3 separate regions of the Homo sapiens genome follow, and all the other regions are linked to region 3. A link is an interaction called in ENCODE POLR2A ChIA-PET data of the cell type or tissue named here. Cell type or tissue: PC-9. All regions are shown on one strand. Each heading gives the region's core, and the rest is flanking DNA. Links, peaks and the distances in the headings are about the cores only. Region 1 overlaps TOM1L2 (target of myb1 like 2 membrane trafficking protein). Region 2 overlaps MYO15A (myosin XVA). Region 3 has its middle 23 kb from the start of MPRIP.

What was found. Peaks named below come from ENCODE experiments on the same cell type or tissue, not always from the same donor. Only the 100,000 strongest peaks of a DNase experiment are listed, where the experiment ranks them.
Region 1: POLR2A ChIA-PET joins it to region 3 with 5 read pairs; 1 of 35 experiments calls an interaction of 5 or more read pairs at or near these places.
Region 2: POLR2A ChIA-PET joins it to region 3 with 7 read pairs; 1 of 35 experiments calls an interaction of 5 or more read pairs at or near these places.

The regions. Positions count from the first base shown.
Region 1 is chr17:17,932,912-17,939,259 of GRCh38, forward strand. The region is part of intron 1 of TOM1L2 (target of myb1 like 2 membrane trafficking protein); the gene reads right to left. Among named protein-coding and RNA genes, the nearest start is that of TOM1L2, 36 kb to the right of the region's middle. RefSeq lists an enhancer at 6,019-6,108. In PC-9, for the core only: no CTCF peak of the experiment used is centred there; a DNase peak (open chromatin) is centred at 2,990; H3K4me3 peaks cover 324 bases; H3K27ac peaks cover 1,384 bases.
Region 2 is chr17:18,126,391-18,131,390 of GRCh38, forward strand. MYO15A (myosin XVA) reads left to right here. Exons shown (of 66, transcript NM_016239.4): 5 at 1-66; 6 at 401-475; 7 at 685-775; 8 at 4,415-4,420; 9 at 4,849-4,952. Among named protein-coding and RNA genes, the nearest start is that of MYO15A, 20 kb to the left of the region's middle. In PC-9, for the core only: no CTCF peak of the experiment used is centred there; a DNase peak (open chromatin) is centred at 2,781; H3K27me3 peaks cover 978 bases.
Region 3 is chr17:17,016,280-17,022,627 of GRCh38, forward strand. No RefSeq gene overlaps it. Among named protein-coding and RNA genes, the nearest start is that of MPRIP, 23 kb to the right of the region's middle. RefSeq lists an enhancer at 3,493-4,440. In PC-9, for the core only: a CTCF peak has its summit at 3,474; DNase peaks (open chromatin) are centred at 2,542, 3,812, 4,782 and 5,332; H3K4me3 peaks cover 2,109 bases; H3K27ac peaks cover 5,000 bases.

The DNA.
Region 1 (6,348 bases), core at 757-5,756, 920 kb after region 3:
TTTTTCATTTTTAATTGCACAATATGTAAATACATTTCCCCCTTGTAAAATATTAAAACATTACCTTATCAGTTATGATTGCATTCAGCTGCAAGCAATTAAAAAACTAACAGTCGTTTAAACAGATGGGGGTTATTTTTCTCAGGGAACAAGAAGAAATCTAGAAGCAGGCAGTATAGAGCTGGAGTGGATTTATGGAATCCACTCAAGGATTCCATAAAGGACCCAGGAACTTTTTGTCTTCTTCCTCTGCCATCCTTGGCCTGAGGCTTCCCTCCTTTCCATCCTTCCAGCTGCAAGGCACCACTGCTCTACCTGGCAGTCTATAAAGCAGGCAGGAAGAACACGAAAGGGCCAAAGGACTTTGCCATCTTATTTATGAAGAGGTGCTCTCCTCAGGAGCTCCTGCCTCTTGTTCATAGGCCAGAGCTGTGTCATACAGTCACCCCTAGCTGCAAGGGAAACTAAGTAAGAGAATATAGCTGGGCACATAGGCAATCCAAACAAAATCAGACTCCGTCAGAAAAGAAGAAATGAGGAACAGGTATTGGGAGCCTGTGGAACAGTGTCTACTGCAATTACAGATGAGGTTCATATTCCCTTGGGGCCTCTTTCCCTTGACCCCCATCAATCCTGGCCTCATGGGCTTTTCACCAAGCTCCCCAGGAGGTTCTGATGCCCCCTAAGCATCATTTTGAGGGCCACCACCACACTTACAGTACTTATGCAGAGGTCTAGATCTGGCTTTAAAATGTTTAGCCTGGTGGAGCCATAATAGTTGTCTGATGGATATTTACTCTCATCCTCTTTCCTTCCCCTACAAGTCACCCAGAAAACCCACTCGTTTGTTACAACCACAACTCAAGTTTGCCTAAATGGCCTTGCTCAGCATCCAACACTGGGGTGTGAAAAAGTATTGGCTTATTTTTTTAATCAAATCCATCCTTCAAAAGATGATGATCTGCCACCCTAGACAATATTTAAAGAATGTGACTTGGGCCCAAAACATGGCTGAAGCATGAGACCCTGCCTGAGATGACAGTATTATCCCACAAGGTGACTCACTGCCTGGAAAGGCTTGCCCCTAATCCACAGACACATTTAGATACTAGGTTAGGAAAAAAAAATCTGAGTAGGCAAGTGTGCATCACACATTAAGTGGGGGGAAATCAAGACACAAACTAGTATATTTTTTATATTTTATATTAAAAGTATGTACAGTTTTATATTAAAAGTGTATACCTGGCTGGGCATGGTAGCCATTTTCAAAGTGCTCCAATCCCAGCACTTTAGGAGGCCAAGGTGGGAGGACTGCTTAAGCCCAGGAGTTCAAGACCAGCCTGGGCAACATAGTGAGACTTTGTCTCTACAAAAACAGTGTTGAAATTAGCCAGATATGTTGGTGTGCTCCTGTAGTCTCAGCTACTTGGGAGGCTGAGGGAGGGGTATCACTTGAGCCCGGGGATCAAGGCTGCAGTGAGCTATGATGTCATTAAATCCAGCCAGGGAGACAGAGTGAAACCCTGTCTCAAAAATAAAAACCACACAAAAAAACAGTATATACCTAGGCAAAGGAACAAAGCCTGAAAGGCTAGCCCCTGATACGGTAACAATGGCAAACATCTTAGTAGTGAGAGTAATTATGTCTTACTGTGTTTTGTTTTGTTTTGTTTTGTTTAGGGGGATAATTTCTAAAATTTTTCTCCTAAAAATACATATTTATTTTGTAACAAGATTTATGATTTTTAAAAATGTGTCGACCTATACAGCCATCAGAAATAACAATATGCGATATTTCATCTTATCTGGTCTTTGGGTAAAATTAAAAGGCAAATAAGAACGGCATCCAAAGCAAGGGCATGACTGTGTATGCAGGGCACGGTGACAAGGCCACTGCCTACAATGGTAGTGTTTTAACAATCTGAAATCATTCAGATTTAACAGGGGAAAACCTTCAGAATGAAACACAGGCTCCAGGTTCCTGAGATTTCCTAATAGAGAAGCTGCAAAGAGAAATGCGGGTTCATTACTCAGCCACCGTGCTGCACTCAGCTATCCTGCACATAGCAATTAGAGTGGAACTCAGGGCACCATGTGCACTGCATACAAAGCCAGCCACCCTCTGAGAGGAACCAAAATGCACAAGACCCCACAGCATAGAAAGCAGCCAGCTATTAAGAAAAGTTTTTCCAATTGGTACATTCTCGGCAAACCCTTGCCCACAATTTCCTCAGGAAGCCTCTGTGGCTATCAAACAAGCAAACTAATAAATACATTAATAGGCAAGATCTACAAGTTGGATGCTGTTAACTTTGGGGAGGCAGCTGAACTGTGAGTCAGGTCTAGGGAGGTAACTTCATACTGAAGGCTCTATTCTCTATACATCTTTCTACTCTAGCAAATGCTTATAATCTGTTGGCAAATAACAGCCTTAGCTGAGCTTCTTCTGAAACAAAGATGCCCCCAGTTGTTAAGAACTCCTTGATTTAAATTGGGCTTGCTGCATTCTGAACCTCTTCCTCCAAATCTGAATGGCAGAAAAGTGACCTTCTCCACATCCTCTTACTGCTCTTTCTTGTCAGTAGACCTTGAGCTTGCCGAGCTGTGCTTTCCAAGGTCCTGGTAACTGTGCCTGCTCTAGGAGGTAGCTTAGAGGACTGGAGAAAGCAGAGGATGGTGCACCTGGAAGCCCCAATCCTGGTCCCAGGGACCCAGGGCAAGTCACCTCCTCCCTGGGTCTCTATGGGATCCAATGCAAAGCTGAATTATACACCTTATTATACCATCTCTAAAGTCCACCAATGATGCCATCATGCTCCAAGAGCCATTAGGACATAAGGAACGAGGTCACAAGTGATGAAATACAGTTGGCAAATCAACCTAAAAATATTCAACCTCAGCAGGAATTACAGAAATGAAAATTTAAGTGAAATGCACTTCCACCTATCAATTTAGCAAATTCTGAGGAATGACTCACACTGGTGGTGCCTGCCTTGTGCAACAGTCTGAACTGGTCTCCCAGAAGGGAGGTCTTCCCCTCCTATCCTACCCAGTCCATCCTCCACCCAGCAGCTAGTGGCTTTTCTGGAATGCAAATCTCATCATGTCACTGGCCTGCATTTATAGCTCCTTTACGGTTTCCCACTGCTGTTAGGACAAAGTCTACATTCTGTCACTTGGCCTCGCTTGCTCCTGCCCTGTCTTCCTCTGCAGCCCATCTCTCTCCACCCTCCCTTCGGCCTCTGGCCTTAGCTCCCCCAGGCGTGTGCCCTTCAGCAGCTCTGGGTTTTCACACATTCTGTTCTCTCTGCCTGGATATCTAGGACAGTCTCTCCCCACCATCCTATCTGCTTCTACTCTTGTTAACATTTAACACCTTCAGGATGTGGCCTAAAACCCTTCTTCCAGGAAGTTTTCCCCAACCCTGTTCCTCACACTAGTGCCCCTGCCCCAACCTGGGCCAGGTTAGGTGGGGTCTCCATAAAAACTAAGCATATGTAAAGCAATATAAATTTTTTGGAGAATAAGAAACTTAAAAACAAGCATACCCTTTGACATGGTAATTCTATTTAAAGGAATTTATTATATGTAAATAATCTGAAATGCAAAGATATAAGCCCTAAGATGTTTATCACTGCATTAATTATAATAGCAAGGAAAAAAAGAAAAGAAATAATCTAAATGTCCAACATTAGAGGAATGGTAACATGAAATGCAATGTATTCATCCACATAAGGGAATATTATGTAGTCATTTAATAATGATATTTATAAGCTGTTTTTTAATTAAAAATGATTATTCTATATTAAGTGGGAAAAACAGGGCACAAAATTGTACTTACAGCATTATCTCTGTAAAGAAAAATGTTTTAATAATACAGGAAGAAAATACACCAAAATGTTTATAGTAGTAACCTTTGTGTAGTGGGATAATGAAAATTTTTCTCTACTTCTCTACATTTCTTTCTGCTTTCAAATTTTCAGGGGAAAAAGGCTTTTTAACAGTCTAAGTTCAACCTCTTTGATTCTTCCACATTGTTCTAAAGCTGCCTCATACCATGAGGGCTCAGAGTTGAACTGGCCTCTTGTACCCTGCCGTGCTGACCTCCCACGATCTTTCTGCTTAGGGTCTCCTGACCCATAGCATGTTGTGACAAATGCCAGGGGAGCAGAAAGAAGGCTGGAGGCCATCTGTCCCTGCAGCCCCAAAGGATAAAGGAGAGCAATGCCTGGCAAATTGTCCCTACTCCAGTGGTACATATTCCAGAGTTATCTGGCAGGCTATTCAACATGAACCCTTCCTCCCACAGAAGTGATGATCATAAAAGCCTAATGAATTCCCTCCTCCGGTTTTGTAACAAGCATTCTACTGTAATCCTATTCAAGGAACACCGACATTTTTATTTTTATCTTTGATCAGAGTCAACCAATAAGGAAATGGTAGCCTGTGTGCCAATATCCACCCCTGATGAATAACCAGCCATGATCAATGCCTCACACCTGGGTCCCATCAGGCTCGGATTAGGGGACTTTCACAGGTAAGAATGGTGAGGGCCAAAGATCTGTAGCAAATGAAGGCTGTCACATATGAACCAGATGAAACAAAGGTTCTTTCCTGCCTTTTTGTGTCACCAGTGGGGGAGGGCCTTTCCCAGTGATTGAGGACCCCAAGTCATGCAGGCTTTGCGTCACCTGCTGGTATCATGTGCTCTCAGCTCATGAGCAGCTTTCTAAGGCTGACAAACTGCTCAGCAATGACACACAGCCCACATGCTACAGTCTCTTTTCCTGCAGGCTGTAGGAATGAGAAAGTGCAAGGATAAATGACACTAAATAATGCAGAGGTGAACACCACTCATGCAAGAGCATAACAAAGTACATTTGAGAGAGCTGCACAGTGGAGGGGGGCATGTGGAAAGGTTAGCACTCCACACTGGGCTCCAAATCATAGCTCTTAAGCTTAAAGACAGCTCCCGCATTGGTCTCCTTCATGTCTCACCAGTCCACCTGCATCTGACACTGCCTAATAGAGAACCACACTCCATTCCTGCCACTCACAGAAAGGTCTCCACTGATGTCCACACAAAGGCTTGACTGGGATTTTGCCATACGGTGGCTCTGCTTTGGAGGGCTCTCTCCAGAACACAATGCCACCAAGAGCAGAGACCTCCCTCTGTGTTACTCCCTCTCACCCAGCGTGGTGCAATGGGAAGAGGAGAGGACCCAGGACTACAGGTAGAAATGAGAGGGAGGCAGTTAGATCCAATTAAGCAAGTCATTTTCATTTAACTGGAGAAGAGACCAACGTGGGATGTGCTGCCTATGAGATAATGAGTTTTCCATTACTGGAGGTATACAAGTCTGGGCGGGTAGCCACCTGGCAGGACGTTCTAGAAGGGGTGCCTGCTGTGCCTAAGACCTTGCCCTCAGCAACCCAGAGAGCTCCTTCTACCTCTTAGACCCTTGGTGCCTTTGATTTCACTGCAGTGGCCTGAAGCTGCCTTCTTCACTGGTAACATAAGGCTGACAACAGTCCCGCTCTGACTAGGATGTTCTATATAATAAATGACTACCAGGAGAGGCACTGGGGAGGAATACAGGAGCCACTCAATCCTCCACTAGAGAATGGAGTGACGACGTGCTCTGGAAAAAGCCAATGAGACTCAAGATAGGCATGAGGTTACAAATCTCTCCAGATTCCACTTCTACCCACATACTCATAAATGCACAGGGACGCAACCCAGCAGGCAGATAGTCACAAACCAATACTACCTAACCTTTACTGACTTATAATATCCTACATGCCTTAACTCATTACTTTATTTAATCCTCACCATGAGGCAAAGGTTGAAAGGGTTTTTTTTTTTTTTTAATATTTTGTAAAGAGGTCTTGCTAAAGTGACCGCCCCACCTTGGCCTCCTAAAGTACTGGGATTATAAGCATTAGCCACCACACCCGGTCTAGGTCGAAACTTATAATTCTCACTTTCTATACACTGGGGTGGGGCCGCCCAGAGAAGCTAAATGACTTGCCCAGACACACACACAGCAAGCAGTGGCACCTGGACTAGAATTCCATTCTGTCTGACCTCTGAACCCAAGTGTTTCACCAATAAGTTATAATGCAGCTACTCAGTAATGGGATGAAAAGGATAAAATGAAGAACCTTGATATACAGACAGCCTCTAAGTAATTTGTTTCTACCCATTACTGAAGTATCTTCCATCTGAATTAAACCTTTGCAAAGAGAGGCCAGCCCTCTCTAGTGTGACTTTCTCTCCCTAACAGTGCCTAACTTTTGGTGTTGAGACGAATACCAGGCAAAAAGTTGGCAGCTGGCTTTTAGAGT
Region 2 (5,000 bases), core at 1-5,000, 1.1 Mb after region 3:
GTTTGGAATCTATGGGCCGGAGCAGGTGCAGCAGTACAACGGACGGGCCCTGGGAGAGAATCCCCCGTGAGTGTCTCGGGGGCGCTGCCCTGGGGTCTCTTGGGCCCCTCTTTCCCCTGCTCTGGGAGCCTGGATCCCGGCTGCACCTGAGCCATGAGTCAGAGGTAATGGGGAAAGGCAGCCCACCTACTCAATCTGACAGTCTCTCCCCAGGCAGGGCCGAAGCTACAGGTTGGAGGCCACTGTCGTTCAGACCAGGATGGGGGTGGGAGCATTCCCCCAACAGGGTGAGGGGTGGGCAGGATTGGCTGTTTGGCTGGATACGGATGCTCCCTGCCCAATCCCTGGGAGGTGTGGGAGCTTAGAGGCAGGGGCCAGCTCTAATGACCTGTCTCCCCAGGCACCTCTTTGCTGTTGCAAATCTCGCCTTCGCCAAAATGCTCGATGCCAAACAGAACCAGTGCATAATCATTAGGTGAGTGGGCTGCCTTTATGTGGGGGATAAATGGGGGACCTTAGGTAGCAGGCCTGCATCTGGCCAGAACTGCTGTGGGACCTTGGAAGATTGCCTGGTACCTCTGGGTTGGCCCACCGTACATATCCTCTTGCTTCATGATGGGAGTCAGGGTGCCCCAGAAGAGGCAGCGAAAGGTTGGAGCTCACTCTGCCCCTTTGCTCGGTCAGTGGAGAGAGCGGCTCTGGCAAAACTGAGGCCACCAAGCTGATTCTGCGCTACCTGGCCGCCATGAACCAGAAACGGGAGGTCATGCAGCAGGTGAGTCTACCTGTCTCCCCAGGACCCTAGGCTGAACACCCTTTGATAAGCACACCTCATGTACTCCCGAAGAGGCAAGGCTCCTTGGCCCACCAGGAAGATGAGGAGGCTGAGTTCCAGAAGGGGGCCTTGCCCAGGGCTGCTTTTTCTGCCACCCTTCCCAGGGGTGTGCCTGAGGGGTGAGAGTTCCTGCCTGTCTGTGTTTCTGTGGCAGCTCCTGCTTCCAGCCCTCCGGGTCCAGTTCAGAGTGGAGACCACATAGGGAAGGGGAGTCCACATAGGGAAGGGGAGTCATCCCATCTCTCCCACCTGGCCTCACCTTCCTGGTCATGGCCCTGGGGCCACCATATTCTCACACCCAGAAGCTATGCAGCCCCCAGCGGTCAAGAGGCAGGGCAGGCCTGAGTGTGGGTTAGGGGTGGGGTGGGGGAGGCAGTAGATGCCAGGCCAGAGTCTGAAGGATTGGAGCTTTGCTGACAAAGACAGTGCTAAGCCCTCTGAGCCTGAGAATGGTAGAACTGCATCCGTTCCCTCAGTAAAGATCTACTGAAGACCTACTGTGTGCCAGTCCCAGGCTAGGCACTGGGGAGGGGTAGCGGCAACTCAGGCAAATGTTCACACCCTTATGGGAACTTCATTCTAGTGGTGGAGGTGGGAAGAAAAAAAAAGATATATATATATATATATATATATATACACTTATATAAGTAAATTATGTGTATGTGAAAGGGTAGGTGGTGAGTTGTGGAGGAAAAAAGTGAAGAGAAGGGTGGCGAGTGTTGGGGGTTGCAATCGTAAGTGTGGTGGTCAGGGTAGGCTGTACTGAGAAGACAAGAGAGTGGGCTCTAGGAAAGTCTAGGGGAACAGTGAAGAGGCAGAGGGAGGAGCGCCTGCACTTTGAGGTGCAAGCAGATTGGGTCCAGGTGCAGGTCAAAGCCAGCCAGCAACCTACAGAGAAGACAGACTGGGGTGTGAGAGGGAGAACTGTCGGAGGGTGACCCCAGACATTCGGTCTGAGCCACAGGCAGCATGGAGGCAGGCTGGGCAGTGGAGGAGGAGCAGGTTTGTTGAGAAGAGGTGTCTGCTAGGCATCTACACAGAGATGGCAGGGAGGTGATGGATGCACCACCAGCCTGGAGCTCAGGAGAAGGTGGGACTGGCCTGCCAGCTCAGACTCCAGAACCACAGACCCAGACTTCCCCAACCCTGGGGCCCACAAAGGTTTGCACATGGCACAATGTCCTAGCCAGGGGCGAGCCCAGCAAGGTGATCCTGGGGGCGTAGGTGGAGGCTGCTCAGGCTTTGCAGTCAGGTTCCAGCCTGGCCTGGCCCCCTCTGATGCCTGCCTTGGCCTGCCAGGGTCTCCCATCCCAGCCCAGGCCTCCTGATGACCAAACAGATCATCCCTTGCTCCAGAGTTTTCAAAACCTTTCAGGTCAGACTTGTGGAATGACTAGGTAGGTAGGCAGGGAAAGAAGTAAGTGTACCTCGTGCACCTCCTGTGGCCAGGCACAGTGCTGGGTTCCTTCAGTTATCGTCACACCGGAGCTTTACGGCAACCCTGGGAGGTAGGTACACTTGTATCCATTTATAGATGGGAACACTGAGGCCTAAGAAGGGAGGAGTGAGGTGGTGCAGGAGCTGAGATTTGCAGTCCATGGCAGAGAGCTGTCAGGGAGGACGGATGGAGCTGTGGATGTGGCTGAGTCTGGGAGTTTGTGTGTGCCAGGCACACAGAATGTGTGAGGATGTGCCTGCCAGCTGTGATGACCATGGGGCTCCTTTCCTAGACATGGCTCTTCCCTCCTCAGATAATCAAACAGTCCAGTTCAGTTTTAGGCATGGCTGGATCCAGAATCTTAAACAATGTTTCTTGTCTTGGCTCCACCCTCCCCCATGTATAGGCATCATCCTCAATCTGTCTCCTATTGGTCAGCAAGCTGGCACCATAATGATCAACCCTCCCAACATTTCAGAAATGAAACATTCAGAGCTCCGTCTCACTGGGCAAGTTTTGGTCATATGTCCTCACTGGAGCCAACCACGTAGCACAGGGAATGCTCTGCCCTGACTGGCTAAGGCCTGGACCACAGGTTCCACCCTTCTGGTGTTTACCCACTCCATCCGCTGGCTTTATGCCCTGCTGTATGCTGGGCACCGGGAACAGAGAAGCAGCCAACCTGTCCTCAAGGGCTTCCCAGACTAAGGGATAGTACACAGGAAAGCCCAGGCAGACCTTGACTTATTGAGCAATCACAGGCCAGCCCCATCCCTCTCTGGACCTCAGTTTACTCCTTTATGCAATGGGTGCAGTATTTCCTGGACTAAATGGGACAGATGGAGGGAACTGGCCCCATCCCCAAAATTACAGGTATTGTTTCTGTGGTGACTGGACCTCCTTTGCTTCTTCCCTAAAAGATTATCCTGAGGAAGTGCCTCAGCTGAAGAAAGTGCCACGTACACACTAGGCCCATGCTCATCACTCGAGTGGACTCTGGAGTCCCTGGGCATGTCATTTCACCTCTCTAAGCTTCAGTTTCCTAATCTGCAAAACAGGGGTGATATTAGTACCTACCTCATGGGATTGTTAACAACGGCATTATCAGGGCAATGTGTCTGGCACACAGTAGGTGCTTAAATAGGTGGGAGCTTGTGATCAGCCATGGTCACCCCTGGGCAGCTCTGCCCGTGAGATGGTATTCCTTTTGTTTTTTGTTTTTGTTTTTGTTTTTTTTTAGACAGTCTCACTCTGTCACCAGGCTGGAGTGCAGTGGTGCCATCTTGGCTCACTGCAATGTCTGCCTCCCAGGTTCAAGCAGTTCTCCTGCCTCAGCCTCCCAAGTAGCTGGGACTACAGGCGCCCACGACCACGCCCGGCTAATTTTTTGTATTTTTAGTACAGACAGTGTTTCACCATGTTGGTCAGGATAGTCTGGATCTCCGGGCCTCGTGATCTGCCCACCTCGGCCTCCCAAACTCCTGAAATTACAGGCGTGAGCCACCATGCCCAGCCGATGCTATTCCTTTTTCCATCCCTTTAGCAGATATTTTTGAGAGCCTATTAAGCACCAGGTCTGTGTAGACGCTGGGGACTCAGAGATGTGCAAACAGTAGATCCGTGCCTGTAGGATTTGACATTCTAGTGGGGAGACAGACAATAATACCCAAGAAAATAGAGAGTTTGCCAATGGGGCTGAGGGCTACTGGAGAGAGAATTCTGGTGGCCTTCCTGTGAGAGGTAAGGGGTTGGGGGGTGGGGCATGCAGGTGCGTGGGAGCAGTGACTTCCAAGCAGAGGGAACAGGAGATGCCAATGGTCAGAGGCAGGAGTGGGCCTGGGTGTCAGGGAACAGTGAGGAAGGCCAGGGAGGATCCTTGGCTGGTGGTAGCCATGGGGGTGGGGAGAAGAGGACATCCCCAGAGCTGTTTGGAAGGCAAACTCAGCATATTTTCATACCTTGGAGACCCCATGGCAGTCCCCAAGCCTGGACCCCTGGGGTCTCTGAGCCTCACAGGTTTTTACTAGTCCCTCCCTGGTCTGAGGCTCCTAGTCTCCTGGAGAGAGTGGTGGTCGGTCCTGCTAGTGACTCCATTCTGTTCTTGTCTGTCTCTTTGTCCTCCCTCCTGGACGCTCTTGAAGATAAAGGTACTCAGTGTGTGTGTGTGTGTGTGTGTGTGTGTGTGTGTGTGTGTGTGTGTGTGTGTGTCTGTCCAGGAAAATGCGTGTGGATGTGCCTGCTCCTGTGTGGGTGGAGGGACAGGCAGGAAAGGACATCCAAAGGCCTGTCCTAGGCAGGGCTGGGGCTTGTGGTCAGGGGCTGCTGTGGGGGGCCATGGAGGCTGGAATGGGGAAGCATGGGGCTTGCTGTGTGGGAGTTGGGCAGCATGGGGTGGGAAACACTGGGGGGCACTGGAGAGACCTCAGGATTCTCTAGGGAGCCCACCTCTGGTCATCTCTCATAAAGGGAGGTCCTTGGGAAGGCTCATGTCTGGGTGTCCCCAGCTATGCCCCCCACCCAGGCCCCCAGAACAGTGCCTAGCCCCTCAATTCCCACATCTCCTTCTGGAGTCCAGATCCTGGAGGCAACACCCCTCTTGGAGTCCTTCGGTAATGCCAAAACCGTCAGGAACGACAACTCCAGCCGCTTTGGGAAGTTTGTGGAAATCTTTCTGGAAGGGTGAGTTGGGACAGTGGAGGGCCTCCCAAAAGCCTTGCAGTGTCTTCC
Region 3 (6,348 bases), core at 741-5,740:
AGGCATGTGCATTAAAAAAAATGTTGATAGTGGCCTTACCAGTTTATACTCCCACCAGTAATGTGTGAGAGAGCTTGTCTCCCACACCCACGGTGACACAGTGTTATCACAGTTTTGGATGATTGCCAATCTGATAGTTGAAAAATAGTCTTGAACTCTAGTTTCCATTTGCACTTCTCTGATTATAAATAAGGCTAAACATTGTTTATAAGCTCCAGGACCATTTCTACTTCCTGTTCTGTGAACTATCTGTTCATGTCCATACTTGTGGAAGTTTTTTCTATTGAAGTTTTATTTGTCTTATTGATTGTTAGGAGCTCTTTATATATTAAGGAAATTTGGATCTTGAGTAGAGTGACTTGAGGATGAAAGCAGAGAGAATTCATTCATCCAAGGGCTTCCCGTTCGGCTACCTAAAACTCATATCCAAACCAGTCCTTTCCAGGATGTGGTTTTTTACTTCTTCTTTTGGTTTTGTGAGCTAACCTATAACCTCCCAGCACATTCCTTGCTTGCTTTGCCTTGGCTAGACTTAGCCAGAGCTGATTTCAATGGTGTGAGGAGTCTTGATGTATCCACTCTCCCTTACCAGGTTGAGTCTGAGGGTCTGAGTTGATGTCGTCCCCATCTTCCAGCTGAGATTCCCTGCTTTTCTCTGTGGGTCCCTCAACTTCCAGGTCCAGGCAACTAGTGACCCTTCCTAGCCAGCTCGCTCAGGGGCGTTTGCAGCCTCCTCCGCCCTGTCCTCATGTCTAGGCCAGAGGTCCTGTTTTCTTCACTTGGAAGGTGATGTCGCTGATTGATTTAAGAGCTTGTTTGGGCTCTCAGCTCTGGGAGTGTAGGTAGTGGGTCTCCCTTGATAATTGTGTCCCAGAGCTTCAAAGGCCAGGGCCAGCAGGGCCCTTGGGGATTTTGGGGACCAATCACCACAGTGGACAGAGGAGATGCGGTGCAGAGGGGGAGCTGTCCCAGGTCACACACTGTGTTGGGGGACACATGTGGGTCCAGGAGACCCTTTCTGAATCACTGTTGAGGGTTCGTTCTTTCTCTTGGCAAGCACTCCTCAATGGCTGGATTCCCCAGCTTACAGGCAGGGCTGTGCCATAGTGAGCACCAACTCCACATGCAAAGGCAACCATAGCTGCCCTGTAGGCCAAGGACAGAGGAGCCTGTTTGGGGAAGTGGGGAGGTGGCTTGGAGAAGATGGCCTGGAAAGACTAGCTTGGGTTGGGGCATGGCAAGTGCAAAGGCCCTGAGGCAGGTGAGAATGAGCATTTTGAGCATGGAGGCCACAGGGAGAGGGTCCCACGGGCAGGGGTGTCGATCAGAGAGACCATCCTCCAACCAAGACCATGTAACCAAGACCTGGCAGAAATGGAAACAATGGGCAAAGAGCCTTCTAGGCAGGGGAAGTGGCCCAGGGAAGGCCGTGCAGTTGGAAGGAGCCGAAGCGCTGCAATAAAGTGTGGCTCCAGACTGGCTGGGACAGAGAGAGTGAGCCAAAGCAGTCAGGCAGGATGGCTTGGACACAGGTGGGATCCTGCTCGTTGGTCTGACAGGCTTTTATTCTGAGTGTACCTGGGAACACTGTGGTGGCCATGGTGTTTCTAGCAGGCAGGCCGTGGCACTGGGTGAGAGATGTGACTATGTGGGAGTGAGCACTCCTTCCATGGCCATGAAAAGGGCCTTAGAGATTGTGGCAGAAGCTTTCCCAGTACCCACACCCCAGGCCCGGCCACAAGGATATGGGCCGTGCTTCTGGCTGCCTGGGGCTTTCTCTGCGACACATTGCACCCCACGGGGAACCGCAGAACCAGCTCCATCACCATCAACCCAGAACTGCTGGCAGCCAATGCCCGTGAGAGTTGGGTTCAACACCCCAGCTGGCTGGCCGGGCTGGGGAGCCTCTGAGGTATGTTCTGCTCCCCCAGGGAGGGAGCTCCATGTGCCCACAGCGCTCCCTGTCACCCCCTCCACCCCGCCAGGAAGGGATCCTCCCCCAGGGATGGAGGTTCAGGTGCCCAGAGTGCTCCCTGGCACAGCCTGCCTCGGCTCTTTCTCTTGCCTGCCTCACTTCCTGCCTCATTTCCTGACTCAGCAACTGGTGTTTTCTGGACCCCTCCACATACGCTCAGATCCTCCTCTCAGGTCGGGGGAGCCCACCATAGCCAGGGCTCTTCCCAGAGACATACATGTATCCCCACTCTCAGGCCCTAGCCACTCGATGTCACCTGATGTTCCTGAACTATGACTCCCACAAAAGGTTGGGATCCATCCTTCCTGCTCACCGCTGAACCCCCAACTCCAGGCAGAGCCCCTGTGCATCGCAGACTCCTGGTAGGTGTTGTTGGAGGATGGTGAGGTGGGCCCTGAAGGCCAGGGAGGCTGAGGAAGAGTCCCCAGGCCAGGGAGAGAGAGGCTCAGCCAGACCTCCTGGGCCAGGAGCCCTCAGACCTCCCGCAGGTGAGGGACACGCTGTTCTGAACAGAGGCTGAGTGAGTTCTGTCCACAGCAATCCTGTCGAACCTGTCTGGCCGGGTACAGAGCTTCAGGGCCCATATCCACGCTCAGGGGCAGGTGTCCTCAGGCGAGGACCATCAGGCAGCTTTCCCCCTCCAGGGCCCCTCCCTAGACAGGGCTCACACCAGACTTGCCCAGGGCCACAGCCCAGGACAGAGTGTTTGGCCTGTCTAAGGCCCAATATAGATTCCAGAATTCATTCATGGTTGCTGAACATTCCAGTTCAGCTGGGGACATGGGACGGGCAGGAGGGGTCTGCTGCCTAATCTGATGGATCTTCCATCCTGGTGGGGCAGGGGGCAGATGAGAACCAAGTGGGCACACAGGGAGATGGGAACTCAAGGCAGGGGGATGGTGGCAGCTCCATGGGCAGCTCTGAGGGCCAAGGACAGAGGAGGTTGTTTTGGGGGAGTGGGGAAGGTGGCTTGGAGGGGGCGGACTACAAAGACTAGCTTGGGTTGGGGCATGGTGAGTGCAAAGGTCCCGAGGCAGGAAAGAATGAGGATTTTGAGGTCCTGAACAGAGGCTGGCAGTGGGGAGAAAGGACATGGCAGCGGGGGTGGGGAGCAGGCCTCAGGGCCAGGAAGCCATGGGGGCAACCAAGTGTGGTTCTGGGGGCATGGAGGAGCCAAGAGGAGAGGGTGAGGTGGAAGGTGGCCAGACTCGATTTGTGTTTTTAGCAGACTCTGCAGTCAGGACTTGGGATCTGGACCACAGGAAGGGAGAGCGACAGCTGGGATGTGACCATTTTCACTGCAGGGCACCTGGGAAGGGGAGAGGGCGTGAAGTGGCCCAGACGTGGCTTTCCATTGGTGACCTCGTGCCCCACTCTCCACTGCCCCTTTTCACTTAACACTTCAGGAAACAGGTTCAGAGAAGGGAAGGGAATGGCCCAAGGTCCCTTGGCCCAGAATTGTACCTAGACAGGTGCACCTGGTCCCAGACTGCTCTCTTCTCACCACCCCACACTGCCCCCAATCTGTCAGGTAAGAAACTTTGGGTGGGAAGGGAGAAGGAAATTGAACCAGGGAGGTGATTACTGCCTCTCACACACAACTGGGCAGCAGGCGAAAGGCCAGGCGGCCCAGCCCCCTATCCAGGGTCCCCAGAGCTTGTTATTGGTATGTTGTGCTCACCTCCCTGTCCAGGAGTGAGAATTGGCTGTGTCTGACTCCTTGGGAAGGCTGTGTCCCCAGCCTGGGCCCTGTGGGTACTTAGTCATCTCGCACCCCAGAGTCACTCTGACCCCCGATGTGAACTGACCACTGAGCTTCAACAAATTAAGGGCCAAGTGCAGGAACAAAGTTGGATCCCACCCTCTTCTGCTTCCTCAAGCCACGGCCCGGAGTGATGAGCCACCTCCGCTCTGACCTCACCTCCTCCCAGCTCCCTGACTCCTTCGGCGGGGGGCCTGGCCAGCTTGTTCGGCCACTCTGGGCTCCAGGCTCTTCAACTGGAAAGAGATGCTTGTGGAGTTCCTCATGGCAAGTCTGGGCAAGCCAGCCTGACGGCCAGCCTGCGACTCCTTGTCCAGAACTCTGTCAACTCCACCAGTGCCTGTCACGGAAACCGCATGGCCACCAGCTTCAGGTGACAGGCCTCTTGCCTGGGTGATGAGCTTCCCAGGCCCATGCTATGGTGTGCGCTTTTTCACAGGAAGAGGATCGAGAGCAAGGGTCCCATTCTGGTGGTCCTCAGCCCGCATCTGGCCCACAGATGTTTAATTGGGCTGACATAATATATAGTTTTACCTTTTTTTTTTTTTTTTTTTTGAGACGGAGTCTCACTCTGTTGCCCAGGCTGGAGTGCAGTGGCGCCATCTCAGCTCACTACAAGCTCCGCCTCCCAGGTTCACGCCATTCTCCTGCCTCAGCCTCCCGAGTAGCTGGGACTACAGGCACCCGCCACCACACCCGGCTAATTTTTTTGTATTGTTAGTAGAGACAGGGTCTCACCATGTTAACCAGGATGGTCTCGATCTGCTGACCTCGTAATACGCCTGCCTTGGCCTCCCAAAGTGCTGGGATTACAGGCGTGAGCCACCGTGCCCGGTCTAGTTTTACATTTTTAATGCATTGCCAACATTTGAACATGAGTAGCTTTCACACAGAAAGATGGCTCTTTGGCTCCTCTGAAACACTGGACGACCGGGTGCCCTGCAGGGCCACAGTGAGCCAGAGGTGGGGGACATGGGCTCCAGACAAATCCCATGCCGAGCAGACCATGCCAGCCATCAACACCGCAGGCCTGGCCCTTGGGCATTGGAGTAATGGGTCTAGAATTTCCTTCACATTGTCAAAGGAGCCTGTGACCCAGAAATGGTAAGTAAGGTCCGATTCTCACCAACAAAGCAGGCATGACCTCAGACAAGTCCCTACCCTGCTCTGGGCCTCAGTTTCTCCTTTAGTGAGGAGGTGGGTGAGGGTCCTGTCCTCCTCCGGGAACTGGCGATTTGGGAAGGCAGAGACATTCCCAGAATCCGCCGGAGTCCTGAAAACACCCACGCCCTTTGTCCCAGCAATCCTGAGAAAGGCCACACTGATAAAGCTGTGGGTGGCCAGATGACAGCATTCTTGGGCCTCAGACGAAGTGGGAGGGGCCCACCCGCTTAGCTCCTCATAGCCCAGGGGAGCGGGGACAGTGCCTGCTGGGGCCGTGGGCAGCCCGGTGCCAGCCCCTACTGGCATTTCGATGATGCCACAAGTGCCGTGCCACAGCAGGGAGCCGCACAGTCATATTTTGCAAGGTTTTGAGGAAAGAATGCCAGTGTGGTAGGAGGGGAGACCAGTCCCCTCCCTCCCACCCCTCTGGGCTCCATCTGAAGCTGGTTCCTGAGAAGCACGATTGTGCCTTTTCACTGAAGGAGGGGCCCCCAGCTGTACTATGGACTTACTGACTTGTTTCCCAGCTCAGCCTGCCCCGGAGCAGAGCTAGGCAGGACCTTGGTGAAGAGGGTGCAGGGCTGGCCTGGCCTGGTCATGACACTGGGATAAGGAAGCCTGCTCTCCTCCCACCACTTCCAGCTCACAGGGGAATCTGAAACAGCCTCTCCTTTAGGGCTAGGGTTGCCTTTCAGCCACAGCGCCTATAAACCCATCACGGCACAGTGTTTGCCAGATAAGGCATCATCTTGGGTGAAAAATGTAGATTTTTCATCCTACGCAAGTAGGATGAAATCCAAATGGACTTATGGAGACACAGACACCTTTGTTTCAACACCTGGCCACAAGGCCCCCCAAAAGCTTCTATAAACAAAAGGGCTGACAGACCTAGCTCATCCGGTAGGCCCAGATCTTCCTTGCCCGGGGTGCCATGCAGGCAACCCACCCCGGGCTAGGGCAGTGGAGGCTTGATGACCAGGTGAGCTTGGGAGTCCCTGGGCAGAGGCAGGTCTCAGTCCCAGGGCCTTGGGTCTGCTGCTGGGTGTGATGAGTTAATAAGGAGGGCATGGTGTGCAGAATGAGCTCGGGTCCTGGCCATGGGACATCTGGCCAGCACTGTGCCCCTTGGAGCCCATCTTTCCATGGGATCATTAGAGTCCTTCTCTTGCAGCTGTTGGGAGAATGAAACACAAGGAAAGCCCAGGACCAGTACCAGGCACAGGGTCAGTGGCGACAGGTGAGACCACTCCATGTCCCCAGACACATCTGTCCTCTGAGCCTTTCACCTTGGGCTTGCCACTGGACTATCTCTCAAGTAGAAGGGGCTATGGGCGCCCCTCCCTGGTGGTCAGCAGTGGGGTGACCACCTCCTAAGGCAGTGAGTTCCCCATCAATGCGCGTGGCGGTTACTGAAGTGGGGCTGGGGCTGGAGCTGAGCCTGCTGGCT